2 separate regions of the Homo sapiens genome follow, and region 1 is linked to region 2. Evidence: chromatin contacts called from ENCODE Hi-C or POLR2A ChIA-PET data. All regions are on one chromosome and are shown on one strand. The core of a region is the stretch at or near the end of the contact, and the rest is flanking DNA. Distances in the headings are between cores, read along the strand shown.

What was found. Hi-C counts contacts between places; a loop is a spot of excess contacts on that map. ChIA-PET counts read pairs that join two places held with the same protein, here RNA polymerase II (POLR2A). Pooled maps may share reads with other maps.
Region 1: a loop to region 2 is called in a map of naive thymus-derived CD4-positive, alpha-beta T cell, with 2.5 times the contacts of the local background. The contact joins the promoter of ACTRT2 here to the promoter of PRDM16 in region 2. A Hi-C loop is called at or near these places in 4 of 168 maps with a recorded cell type or tissue (aorta, ascending aorta, heart left ventricle and 1 more) and 10 of 50 pooled maps. POLR2A ChIA-PET finds 5 or more read pairs at or near these places in 1 of 52 experiments (endothelial cell of umbilical vein).

Annotation. Positions count from the first base shown.
Region 1 is chr1:3,017,197-3,023,692 of GRCh38, forward strand. ACTRT2 (actin related protein T2) reads left to right here and starts at 4,271. Exons shown (of 1, transcript NM_080431.5): 1 at 4,271-5,707. The coding sequence starts at 4,491. The coding sequence ends at 5,624.
Region 2 is chr1:3,065,528-3,072,498 of GRCh38, forward strand. It overlaps PRDM16 (PR/SET domain 16), which reads left to right and starts at 3,676. Exons shown (of 17, transcript NM_022114.4): 1 at 3,676-3,769. The coding sequence starts at 3,733. LOC124903827 (translation initiation factor IF-2) reads right to left here. Exons shown (of 5, transcript XM_047436614.1): 1 at 4,687-6,971; 2 at 2,695-3,444; 3 at 1,810-2,521. The coding sequence starts at 6,336. The coding sequence ends at 3,421. PRDM16-DT (PRDM16 divergent transcript) reads right to left here and starts at 2,198. Exons shown (of 6, transcript NR_015440.1): 1 at 1,810-2,198. It also overlaps the pseudogene LOC100420339. RefSeq lists an enhancer at 1,995-2,569.

The sequences.
Region 1 (6,496 bases), core at 3,021-5,520, 48 kb before region 2:
CAGGGGGTGCCCAGCAGATACAGGGCTGCCCACTCCAAGCTCAAATGCCTGACAGCTTCCCGGGGACACCCACGTCCATCCACCTCCAGCTGCAGTCTCAGGGCCCCTCCCCGGGGATGGGAGGTGGGTGGGGGGTGCTGGCGGAGTGGGAGGCGGCTGTGCTGGGCACAACTACTCCAGCAGAAGGAAGAATGAGGCTTTCTGTGTAGGACGAAATGATGACCCCAGAATCATCTCAGGGTGAGCCCTGCCCTGGAGGGGGTTGGCGGTGCAGCCAGCTCACCCATAAACTTGTTCAAGTGATTTATGAGGCTTGCTCAGCGCGGGTGGGGGTGGACCAAGGCGGAACCGTGGCCTCTAATTGGAGCAGGGAAAGGAGAACGTCCTTGTGTTAATAACAGCCTTCGCCACCAGCGCTCCCCATGAGCTCCAAGACCGCTCAGCTACTGGGGTTTCTGTCCAGTTGGACATCAAATCCCCTAGGTGACAGGGACCCCTGTGGGTCTCACACGGGTACCTCCAGGAGGTGCAGACACAAGTAGTCAGAGGGTCGAAGGTGTTTCCTCATGGATGGTGAGCACGGTGTCTCGCACCGCTGATGGGAAGAGGCCGAGGTTCCCAGGCACCTGAGAACCGAGAACCACAGGGAGGAACTTCTGCCCTGGGGACAGCTGGAAACCAGTAGAATGTCACATAGGCTGTGGCTCTTAAACCCACTGGATCTTCTCAGTGGCCACGTGGTGCCAGCCCCAGACAGTGGCCAGGCCTCCTTGGTGGTAGGGTCTTCAGGGTCCTTCCTGCTTCTTCTGGCTCTGCCCACATGGCAGACAATTCTTCAGCCCAGTGAGACACTGAGCAGCCAGGACAGAAGCGTCTACCGAGCCAGCGGCAGGGCCCTGAGCCAGGCCTTGCCCCTGAGGTTCTCGGCTCCAACAGCAAACCCAGATACGACGGTGACGGAGCCAGCGTCGCCCCGGGTGTCCAGGCATCCCGATGGTAACTAGGGCAAGACCACCCTGCCTGCCAATTGCTTCTCCCAAATAGACAAACAGCAATGTGGTGGGCTTCGAAGGGCCTGCTCTGCCGGGCATGTGGCATCTCGGCCACGACTCTCCTGAGTTACCAGGATGGGTCAGGGCACCAGACCCAAGGCCAAGGGCACCACTTCTCCCAGGCTCAGCAGGGACAGTGAAAACATTTAGGGAAAAAAGGACCTGGCCCAGGGCCACTGTGCTGCCAGTGCCCCGGCTTTCCCAGTTGTGTACTTGGGGGTATGCCCTTGTCTTCTCCAAAACGGGGACTGGCAGGGGTCATGGAGGGACCGAGAAGAGCTGAAAATAGGTGGAAAGTCCCAGACCTAATGTGGAGGCTGGGGAAGCAGCCGGGCCGGGGAGGGCGGGGGCGGGGGCCTGTGTGTTTTTGCAGGACATGCACAAGGGTAAGAGGCTGTGCCCGGGGTGCTGTGACTGTGCCTTGTGACAGCAACAGGGGATGGAGGAACCTCAGAAGCCCCACAACACCCCACCGGGAGCTCAGCAGCCCAGGCTTAGCGGCGTCTGCCTCCTCCTCTGTCCTGCCTGCAAATGCCCAAGACCCCAGCCCGCCCAGGGCCACCTCAAAGCATCTGTGTGCCTGACCCAAGAGCCCTCCGCACCAGCATTGCCACTGCCTCCCACTGTGGCCACCGGCAGAGCCAAAATCTAGAAAGCATCGGAGCACGTTCCTCTCAGCTCAGCCCCGAGTATTGGGCGACACTGACGCACTTCCAGCCACACCTGAGAACCAAGGATGCAGACCCTCTGTGATGGCTGCAGGCTGGAACCCCAAGGCGCAGCAGCCAGCCAGGGAATGCTCTCCCCAAAATGTGAGACTCGAAACCTTAGCAATCCCCACAGGTTGGTGGTGGACCTGGACTGTGCAGAGCCGGGGTCTGGGAGACAACACAGCAGGCTTAGTCGTCCCAGCCTTGCGGGCCCTTCCCAGGCCAAGGCCATCTCTACAAGGTAGACAGGGCTTAGCCGGGGGCTGTGGGCAGAGAGGGCTCAGCCGGGGGGGCACGTACCATCCCTGAGCGGCACTCTCTCGCCCTCCTGGGTAAACCTGGTGCCCATCTGGGGCCATCTCTGGTAGCATCGGCTGATGTTGAGCCAGTGCTCAGCAGGGCATGTGACTGAGAGGGACCTTGCCCCTCTGCAGAGCCAGGAGAGAGCCTCCCAGATCCTGTCCCAGGGCTTCAAAGGGCCAGCCTTGTGGACAGCCACACCTCTGCCAGGACCCCAGGTTGTGCAGGTCAGCAGGGATGGGCCCACTTGTATTTCCCAGGACTGGCGCCTGTGGTCTCCTAGTTCAGCGAGGAGGGAACCCTTCCCGCGCAGGGTGGTCCTTCTGTTGTGAATGTGGCTGCATGGGACAGCCAGAAAGGCATTGGAGGATGAGTCACCTCGCAGCCTGGGACCTGCCTGGAAGATGACCTTCGAGGGGGGCACCATTTGCCCGTGCACGCTATCGAACAGGAGCGGGGTTGGGATGGCGCCTGCCCCTGGAAGATGGCGTTCAAGGGGGGCACCCTCTGCCCGTGCCTGCTATCGAACAGGAGCAGGGTCGGGATGGTGCCTGCCCCTGCCCCGGGACACTCTCCGTGTCCCCCAGCACAGGCCTCAGGTGACCTTCAGCAGGACCTGCGGGGTGACCTTGATGTGGGCAGGGAGGAGCTCCAGCGTCTGGGTCAACAGGTTTCGAAGGAGGCCTCAGGGCCCTAGGCCGTGCCCATGGGTCAGTGCCTCCGTCCACACCTACTGCCTCAGGGAGCCCGGGGTCTCTGAGACGACTGCAAGCAAGCTGTGTGGTGGCTGCCACAGTTTCCAGAGAAATGGAGATTTAAGAGCCACACCTGCCCTGGCACGCTTTTGACTCAGTTTCCCTCTGGGGGGGTCCCCTCTAGGAAAATCCTTCAATAATCAAGTTTTTGTTGACTACCACCCAGGGATTAGTGGGGCCCACAAAACCACGTGTCAACAAGACACATCTACACCACACATCAACAACGAGTGTACCGCGCGTGTCTACACCACCCATCTATCCCATGCATCTACACGGCACATCCATATGCGTCTGTACCTCGTGTCTACACCACATGTCTGTACCACGTGTCTAGACTGCCCATCTACAACATGTGTCTACACCACCATCGGATTAATGCCTGCTGGTGGGTCAGCAGGGCAGGCAGGACACACAGAGGGGGCCACCAGCAGGAGCTGAGGGGCTCCAGGAAGGGAGTGACCCCGGGAGGCGTCCTCTGGGAGAACTCTGGGGGGCCAAGCTGGGCTGGAGCATGATTGTGGATATGACAGGAGAGGTAGAATAAACCTCACATTCTCCAAGGCCACCTCCAACCTCCTTAGGAAAAAAGTGAAGCTGGTTCCCAGGTTGGATCCCCTCCCACTTTCTCCCCAAGCGGAAGACAAAGCGGGGGTCTGAGTGCCGGGCGTGCACTGTTGTGGGTGCCCTTGGCCTGGCCCGGTGCCTCCTTCCTGGTCATGCTCAGGCCTTGACCTTTAATGGCCTGGTCACCTCTGAGCATTGCTCTGTGGTTGTGGCCTGACTGTGTGGCAGCTCATAGACACAGAGAGGTGTCACAGGCTGCAATCCAGGCTACCCATGTGAAACCAGCAGGCCATATCTTCAGGGCTGTTGGGTTCCCAACTCTATGGCTGCTGGACTTTGTTGTGTGCTGGCACTTCAGAGTCTGCAGAGAGGAATGAGGGGTGCTGGCCTCAAGCCAGAGCAGAGATGTATTCCTGGACAAAGGGCCAGCAGCCCAGAGGGCTTTGAATAGGGTCTACCCAGTGGGACAGACAGCCAGGACTAATGGGATGGAGGGAGGAGAAATCCCTGAGAGCTTCCTGGGGGAATCACTATTCAAAAGCACATTCTAAGTGCCTGCTGGGACAGAACTGCTTACAACACCCCTCCGACCTGGTGCTTGGTTTTCCCCCTTAGCAAAGGGAAGTGTTGTCACCCCAGAAGTTGCAGCTCAGGGGCCAGAGAAGCTGGTTTTCTAGGGTGCACGCAGGCTGGGCTGCTTCTCTCCACTCTAAAGCTAAGTCTCTGCCTCAGCCCACAGGCTTGTCCAGCACCGCCCTAGGATGCACTTGTCTCTCTCTCTCTCTCTCACCTCACCCTGTGGGGGATGGGGGACTCAGAGCCCCACCCCCAGGGCCTCTGAGGCTCAGGACAATCGTTGCCTTGGCTAGATTGTTACCTAGGAGACAACCCCCTGGCCCCCTGGAAGAGGCCTCAGCAGGCCCAGGCCACCTGGAGGGAGAGCAGACCTGCGGCTGAGGATGCAGGGCTCCCGGGCACGGTGCTAGCCCTGCCTTGAGACACCCCGAGAGCTGTGGGAAGAGCTGTGGGATCCCCTATTGCATCACAAAGCGGCCCTGGAGGGCTGGTCTTTATTTTGATGAGGCTGAGAAGGGAAGGCTGCGGGCATGTTTAATCCGCACGCTTTAGACTCCCCGGCTGTGATTTTTGACAATGGCTCGGGGTTCTGCAAAGCGGGCCTGTCTGGGGAGTTTGGACCCCGGCACATGGTCAGCTCCATCGTGGGGCACCTGAAATTCCAGGCTCCCTCAGCAGAGGCCAACCAGAAGAAGTACTTTGTGGGGGAGGAGGCCCTGTACAAGCAGGAGGCCCTGCAGCTGCACTCCCCTTTCGAGCGTGGCCTGATCACAGGGTGGGATGACGTGGAGAGACTCTGGAAGCACCTCTTTGAGTGGGAGCTAGGCGTGAAACCCAGCGACCAGCCCCTGCTTGCAACGGAGCCCTCCCTGAACCCCAGGGAGAACCGTGAGAAGATGGCAGAAGTCATGTTCGAGAACTTCGGCGTGCCCGCTTTCTACCTGTCGGACCAGGCGGTGCTGGCTCTCTACGCCTCTGCCTGTGTCACGGGCCTGGTGGTGGACAGCGGGGATGCGGTCACCTGCACTGTCCCCATCTTTGAGGGTTACTCCCTGCCCCACGCAGTCACCAAGCTCCACGTGGCGGGCAGGGACATCACGGAGCTCCTCATGCAGCTGCTCCTGGCCAGCGGCCACACCTTCCCCTGCCAGCTGGACAAGGGTCTCGTGGACGACATCAAAAAGAAGCTGTGCTACGTGGCCTTGGAGCCCGAGAAGGAGCTTTCCCGGAGGCCGGAGGAGGTCCTGAGGGAGTACAAGCTGCCCGACGGGAACATCATCAGCCTCGGGGACCCGCTGCACCAGGCGCCCGAGGCCCTGTTCGTGCCCCAGCAGCTGGGCAGCCAGAGCCCCGGGCTCTCGAATATGGTCTCCAGCAGCATCACCAAGTGTGATACCGACATCCAGAAGATCCTCTTTGGGGAGATTGTGCTGTCGGGGGGCACTACCCTGTTCCACGGGCTGGATGACCGGCTTCTCAAGGAGCTGGAGCAGCTGGCCTCCAAGGACACCCCCATCAAGATCACGGCTCCCCCCGACCGGTGGTTCTCCACCTGGATTGGAGCCTCCATCGTCACCTCTCTGAGTAGCTTCAAGCAGATGTGGGTCACCGCCGCAGACTTCAAGGAGTTTGGGACCTCCGTGGTGCAGAGAAGATGCTTCTGAAGGCCGCTTCTCGTTGGGTACCGTGGGGGGTGAACCCTAGCCCCAGCTTTGGGAGGATGTTCAATAAAGGACCAATGCCGGAACACCTGGCCACCTCGGCTCAGTTCCTTCTTGGGGGCGGCAGAGTCATTTCTGGCCCTGACAGTGAATCTGTGAAGTGTCTTGGTCCACACCCGCTCCCCTTCGCTTCCTCCCAAGAAAGCCTGGGCTGAGGCCAGGCTGTGTCCATCTGCAGTTTGTATGAAAGTAGGGCCCTGGGCCTCAGGTGAATAGGGCGCTGGAGTCCGCATTCTAAACAAGGGTCTTAGGTGGGCTGAGAGAGTCGGCAGGGATGGTGGGGACTAGCGCGTGCACCAGGTTCTGACGGCTCAGCAAGAAACCCCTCCCTGTGTGGGCCCTACCTAGCATGCCAGGGCCGGGGCTCTGCTTGTGTGAGGCCGGGCGGCTGAACAGGGTGGAGCTGCCGCTCTCAGCAGATAGGAACAGACGGGAACAGAAGTCACCGTTTGTTTAGGGCCCTCTAAACTCAGGGGTCCTGCTCCCAAAGGAAGTACAAAGAATCAACACTTCTGCTTAGCAAGTGTGATTCTTCTGTTTGTTTTTACTTTCAGTGATGTTTATAGCATCATTGTTTGGGGGCAGAATGCTGGAAACAAAGTTAATGGCCATCACCAATGTTAACGGTTGAGTAAATTATGCATGGAGGGAATTTTTCCACATTGATGTGGTGGAATTAACCCAAAATATTATTGGGAGAGAAGTGGAAAATACAGATAACTCTTTACGCCATGGTCCTTCCCTTGGTTTTTTGGAAAAGAAAACAGCGCCCCTTCCCCATGTCTTTGCCTATGTCCGCTGCTTCGTGTGGACCC
Region 2 (6,971 bases), core at 2,426-4,925:
TGGGGGTAGGGGCAGCTGGGGCTGCTCTGACCCTGCCAGTTGGCATGGGGCACAAGGCCTGGCCAAGCGAAGGGGCCCTCTAGCCCTTGAATGCATTTGTAGATTCCGGGAGTGGAGGGCAGGCCGGCATGGTAGTTCTGCTACTCAATGGGCTTCTGGGGAACCCCTGGGGCTTGGGGGCCTCCTACTCGCTAATAAGATGCTTCCTCCAGCACGGCAGGACCAGCATTTCTGGCTCTCAAACCCGGCCTTTTCCCTAAGGAATTAACCTGGTCATGGGTCTCCAGCCGTTAGAAACACTGGGAGTCTGCAGGGCTCATGGAGAAATCGAGTTTCCATGGACTCCCTCTCTGCCCAGACCCCAGCAGAAGTTGGTGGTTAAAGCCCCGCTCTAGCCTCCAAGACCCCAGCTATGAAATTGGTTTTGGAACTCGACAGCAGCGTGCAGTTGTCCAGTGTAGGAGCCTCTATGTGGCCAACCCACACTCACTGTCCTTGGACGACCCAAGGAGGTCAGTAGGAATGAGCTTACAGCACTTACAATCCCAGCGCAGGGGCCCCAGGGCCTGGCATCAGCCTCAAGGCTCTGCAGAGCTAGACTTGGTTTGAAAATTGCCCTTAGACCTTTTAGTATCAACCTTTTCCCCACTGGGCCTACATTTGCCCTACCTGTTCTCCAAGCCCCCCAAAGCCCTTGCCAGGCAGGGACACAGAACTGGGCCCCAGGGAGGACTTGCATCTGATCTTCCCTGCTTCACCCTTTTTCCCCACGGGACTCCTCAATGCCTGACCTGCTCTCCGCTTCTAAGTCTGGCCACGCGGGGGCAGGGCCTGGCCAGGCCAGGATGCAACCTCGGCCAGGGCCATGGCCTTGGGGACAGCCTGCCTGGGCTCCTCGAGCAGGCTCGGGAGACACTGCCCCACTGGAGCCAGGGCTGCGTCAGTGCCTTGCAGGTAGGCAGCCCGGCTGTCTCCCTGGCGAGGCTTGACCGGCAGCTACCCCTTCCCAGGCAGATCCATGACCCCATCCCTACCCAACAGCCTGGTGGAGGGCAAGGACCAGATGGCACAGACCAGCTTGCTCCCATACCTCCTGCCCTTCTTCCCTAGGGGCTGGCAACAGGCCAGGGATGGCTGTCCTGTCCTAGCCTGGCCAGGGTTCTGAGAACCACCTCCTGAGCTGGAGGAGGAGGCAGGGAGAGGGCCTGAGAGAGTTGGGGCACCCGTAGAAGAAGGCCAGGACTGCACAACCTTGGCATCTGTTGGCTACCTCCAGGCCAGGGGCAAAGGAGGCCTCTGCTGGGCTGCAGGGTGAGGGTGGGGAAGGGACCCTCTCTGCAGGTGGGAGTGGTTCGCAGGCACCATAGTAACTTCCCCAGGCCTCCTCCCAAACCTGCAGAGGCTTCAGGCAGGAGCAAGGGGGACCTGGGTGCAGAGATATGGGAGTGACCTTGAGTCCTTTCTAGCCAGCAGCTCCAGCCAGGTTGGGCCCACCGTTGGGAACCTGCCCTTGGCGGGGTTTAGGCAAGACAGCGCCCGTGTTCCTGGGCTCCAGCACCTCCCACCCACTGGGGCGAGCAGGTTCAGAACCGGCCTTGGCGGTGCAAAGCTGCAGCGGTGCCCTAGTTGGCTAGGCAGATCAAGACCTCCAGAGCCGGGCCTGTAAACTGAGCTGTTCTCTGCCCCAACCCCTGTAGAAAGATGGTCAGGGTGTGGGGAGGGTGGGTAAAGGGGTCGATAGACCCTCGAAAGGACGGCAGGGAATGGGGCTGTGCCATTGCTCATGGCCCTTCTCTAGGCGACACTCACCTGGTGCCAGAAACAGCAGAGGTAGCGGCCAGTGAGCGCTTCCTCCATCCGGGGCTCGGGCGGCGAGCTGGCTGCAAGACTGGGCACCCTGGAGCCGTGGGAGCCTTGGGAGCCGAATCTGGGTTCGAATCTGAGCAGGGAAGCGGTGCCGACCGCGGAGGATCCAAGGCAGAAGGCCCAGCGCACCGCCGCCGCCAGCTCCTGCCCAACCCGGCTCCGCTGGGCTTTTCCTCTGGGGTGGCGCCGGCCCCGCGCCCCTCCCCATCCGGGGCGCCTCTGCTAGGACACCGGGGTCTCGGGGTTTCTCAGGGCTGCTGCGTTTCACCTCCTTTAACGCGGAGGCGCGGAGTTGCACGTGTGGGTCTCAGTGGAGCCGCCACAGGTCTTATTACACAACAAAGGGCAGGGAGGGCAAGGCCAGGAGCCTCGCGGGGCGGCGCAGAGACCCCGCATCGCGGGCGCGACCCCTGCCTCGGGCTCAGGCTGACTCTGCGGCAGCTCCAAGTCCCGTTGCCGGGCAGGACTTCGGTGCTCCGGAAGGGTGCGGGGCAGCAACCTGGCCAGGGCAGCGCCTCGGTTTCCTTCCAATTCATTCTCGATTCCCAGATACTCAGATGAGAAATCCGCACTCAGGCCGTCAGGCTCCTGGGCCCGGGCCACCCTGCCTGCGCTCAGCCCGGCCCCTCCGCCGCAGCGCCTCGGAGTTTGGGGGCTACAGGGGAAGAGGAAGCGTCTGGTCGGCTCCCGTCCGAGCTGCTCCACCTGCGCCGCTGGCCTTTCCGCCCGCTACGCACCTGGGCCCCGAGAGGCCAGAGGGGAGTGTCCCCAGTGGCCCGGGTCCCCGAAGGTGGCCCAGCTCGGGCGCTCGCGCAGCCGGGTACTCACCTTGGGGGCGCGGCGGCAGGAGAGCGCGGGCGGAGAGGTGCGGGCGCCCTGGGACGACCAGCCGAGGACGCCTGGTGTTTGGACGGCTGCCCCCGCGCTGTCCCCCCGTGCGAGGCGTGTTGGCCTCCGTGGCCTCGCGAGGGACCGAGGGCGGCGGGTCCGAGTGCCGCCCGCCGGCCTGGGCAGTGGCGGAGCGCGGAGCTGGCGGCGCCTCCGCTGTTGTTTTTGAGCCGCGAAGCCCGAAGCAGCAGCCGTTGGGTGGGGGCGAAGGGGAGGAGGCGGGGGCCGGGAGGCGCGAGGGGGGCGGTGGGGCCCGGAGGGGGCTTCGGAGGAGCCGGGTTCTGGCGCGCGAGCCCCGACGCCCCCTCCAGCGATCGCAGGGCGGGGACGGGGGCCGAGGGGAGAATGCAGGAGAAAAGCGGGCCGGGGCGACGGGGAACGCAAAGCTTTTAAATTAGTAATCAAACGCAGTAAAACGGAGCAAAACCAGCCCGGACTCGCGTCCGAACTATCGGCGCGTGTGCCCCGAGATCCAAGGAAGTCGTGTGGAAAACCGCAGCCGCCGCCCCATCTTCGGCCCCGGCTGGGGCGGGAGCAGCAGCGCGACGCGCCGCGACGCAGGGGCAGGGTGGGGGGATAGTCACCTCGCCTCCGGGGCCACCTGGGTCCTTTTAAAGTGTCCGGGGTGCGGGCCCCGGGCGGGAGCGCCGAACACGGAATGTTTTCTTAAAGGGCCAGTTCCGAGCTGCGCTGAAAAGGGGGGGGGGGAGAGGGGGGAGAGATAAGTGAGACGAAGACCGAGAAGGCCGAGGAGAGCCCCCCAATCCCGCGCCGAGGCGGCGGCGGCGGCGGCGGCGGCGCGACGATGAGGATGATGAATACATTGCAAAGTTTTTTTGGCCCCGGCGAGGGGTGTCAGATTGAGTGCTCTGTGCGCATGTGCGAAGGTGTCCAAACTGACAATGCTGGGGAGATGAAGATAGTGTGTGGCTGCTTCTGGACTCAAGGAGGAGGAGAGAGATTCCGCGAGCCGACACCATGCGATCCAAGGCGAGGGCGAGGAAGCTAGCCAAAAGTAAGTCTCCCGCGCTCGGCCGCGCCGCGCCGCCGGGGCCCGGGCCGCCGGGCCGGGGCGCCCGGGCCAGGGGTGCGCGTCGGGGCGCGGCCGGCGCGCCTGCGGCTCCGGGCCCCCGGCTCGGCCGCGCGGCCCGGGGGGCTGCTCCGCCTCCCGCGCTCCGGGGCGACCGGGCTCGGCGCGGAGGCTCGGGGCGCCCGGGCCGCGCGCTCCCCGAAGGCGCCGGCCCCCTCCCCGCGGAACCCCCTCCCCCCCCACCAGTGTCAGGCGCTCGGGCCCGGGAACCCGAGGCGCGCGGTGGGGGCCGGGGAGGGGGGCGGAGGGGGAGGGCCGGGGGTGGAGGGGAGCGAAAAGTGAAAGTTAGCGAAAAGTTGACGAAAGGGGAGAGCAACTTTTTCCTCCCCGCTCGCTCTCTCCCTCTCTCTCTCCGAGTGGCTCTCAGTCCTGGTCAAATCATATTCCGGGCTTTTGAAATAGTGGGCGCTAGAGCACCGCCTTTGGCGTCCGCCAGCCGGGCGCAGAGGAGGGAGACCCCGAGCCGGGGAGGGGCGGAGGAGGGGGCGCGGGCCGGCGCCCACCCGGCTCCGCGGGCGCAGGGGCAGGGGTGGCGACGGCGGGACAGCCGCAGCCACTTGGGGAGCAAAATGGAGACTTTTGCCCGGGCTGGGAACTGTGGTCGTGAAGTTTATCCCCGGCTGTGCCCCGCGTGGTGGAGGGCGCTCCTCTGGGACGCCGGCAGCCTGCGCGGGCCGCCGGGGCGACAGTGCCTCCGACAGGAGGGACCCACCCGGCCACCTCCCGACCCGCCGCTGCCGCCCTCGGGCCCGCGTGGACCCCTCTGTACCCGCTTGCCTGGCACAGCCGGGCCCGGCGGGGACAGAGCTGCCCCGGCCAGGCTGCCCGGTCCTCGGTCTTACTTTCTCTTTCGCTCCGTCTCGGCCGAGCCCCGGGCTCCGCGCGCCCCGCCTGCCGCCAGCCGGTCCTTGCCGCGGGCCGGGTGCTCCAGCCACCCGCGCCCTCGCCCGCCACAGCGCCTCCGAGCAGCCCGCGCGCACCCCGCAGCCCCGGTCGCCGGCGCCATCCGCGGTGAGGCGGGCGGGCAGGTGAGGACAGGCGGAGCCGCGGCCCGGCCAGCGCGGCTCCCGCAGCCCCGCCGAAGCCCCGGCTGCAGCGAAGCGGCCAGCGCCGCGCGGAGCGGAATCGGCGCCGCCTGCTCCCGCCGCCCCCTCCTCTGCAGGCCGCCCGCCCGCCCACCCGCAGAAGAGGCGCCCGGGCCGCTCCCCTCGAGGTCCCCGCCCGACCCACGCCGTTCCGTCCGCGCCTCCGGGGCCGGGTCCCTCCAGGCCGGCCTCGCAGCTCCCGGGGCCGAGCCCCCAAACGTGAGCCGGGTGCGCGCGGGACTCGCGGCGGTTTTCCGAAGCTCCGCTCCCTCGGCTCGGGGCCCGCCCGGCTCGTCCCAACAGCTGCCCCGCGGCCGTAGGCCCCGCGCTCTGTGCACCAGGGAAAAGCAGCTCCCGAGTTTGTGCCGGACGCTCCTGCGCCCCGCCATCGGCCGTTCCCGGCCCCTGGGTGAGGCGCCCCCTTCCCGCCGCGCTCCGCTGCCGGGTGCCCTCGGCCTCGGCCTCCCGTGACCTCTGACCCCTCTTGGTGCGAACAAGACCGGGCGTTTCGCCGCCGACGCGAAGGGGCTGTCTGTGCGCGGCGTTGCGGGCCCTCCGCGCGTGGGGTGTGCGTGTGCGTGTTCGGGTTCGGTTCTGTGTGTGCACCGCGGGCCTGCTCAGAGTCGGGACCACCGGGCTGCGTGTGGGCCGCCAGGTCAGGCCCTCGCCCAGGATGGGCCCTAAGCTGGAACGAGAAAGGGGAAACCGGCCGCGCTGACGCCGGGGCCTTCGCTGCAAGCGAGAGGCGGACTCGGCGCACCCGCGCGGCCCTGGAAACTTCCGAGAGGCCCCAGCTCTCCGCCGGCTCCACCTCTGCCAGGTGGGGAAGGTGGCCCGGGACCGGGTCCGCTCAGGACCAGAAGTGGTGCCTGGCAGCCATCTGGCCAGGAGGCCGGAGAGCCGGGCCCAGCGGGAGCGCCGAGCGCTGGCTTCCTTTTCCCGAGAGTCTTTAGTGAGGAAAAACCCCATGAGAGGTGACTGCCAGGCCTCGGCCCTCTGTCCACACTTGGCCGAGCGCTGGGAACCCCTCCTTCCAGGCTCCACAGCTGGGACCGCTTGTCCCAGGCCCCCCAAGGTGGCTGAGGCAGGTTCAGGATCACACTGCCTGCCCTGAGCAAGAAGGCAGGATCCGCTGAAGAATTTCATTTCATCAGGCGATATTTTAAGCAGATGTGAACTTCCCCGGGGACCATAGTCCATTACCCGAGTCAGAGGCGGTAGGGCCAGCACTCCAGCCAGCAGGTCCTCCCCTCCCCACAATGCTGACCAGGTCAGGGGACTGTGGGGTTGGGCAGGGGCAAGGTCATGGTTACCAGGTTGGTATTCAGGCTGGGCACAGAACAGCAACCAGGCCAGTGGAGGTGACCCCATGACCCAGCATTTCGGGGGCCACCGCCGAGTGTGCATCTGGAGGTGTAATTTCGTTTGTGTTTCCCTGGAGACCCCACTCCAAGCCTCAGTTCAGGTGGGTTAGTCCTCTGGATTGGGTCTTGTGAAGGGCCAAATGGTGGCGGCTCCGGGGGTGACCCGGGCTTCCAGCTGAGCTTTCCAAGGACAGAGGTGGCCACTGGGGCACCCAAGCCGGGGCTGTGGCTCAGCTGATGGGAAACCTACAGCCTCCTCCACCTGAGCCTGGGGGCCAGGAACAGAGTGAGGACAGTTCAGGGACAGGGTCCCCCCTACTGAAGCCAGGGCGGTAGGGCCGGTGGGGTAGGGGCTGCTGCAGCCCCACATTTACAAACTCAATGCTTAACAAAAGCTTATTGTTTCCAGGGCTGTTGTGAGCCAGGTGGGCAGGTGGGGGGTTAGCACCACCAAGGTGCTCTCTGGATCACCATCGCCCTCATAGCACAGCTGGGGGCCTCTGTGCAGGAGGAGGATGTGCCAGTCGGCACCCCCATCAGAGCTGCTCCTTGAGGCCTGATCCCCACCTAGGTGGCAGACCCCATGTCCTAGATGCCACATACCCCAGGGCTGGGGGAGTGTCCTCTCCACAAGTCCCATCTAGCCCCTGGGGTGGGGGAGCTGCAGCCCCCACTAGA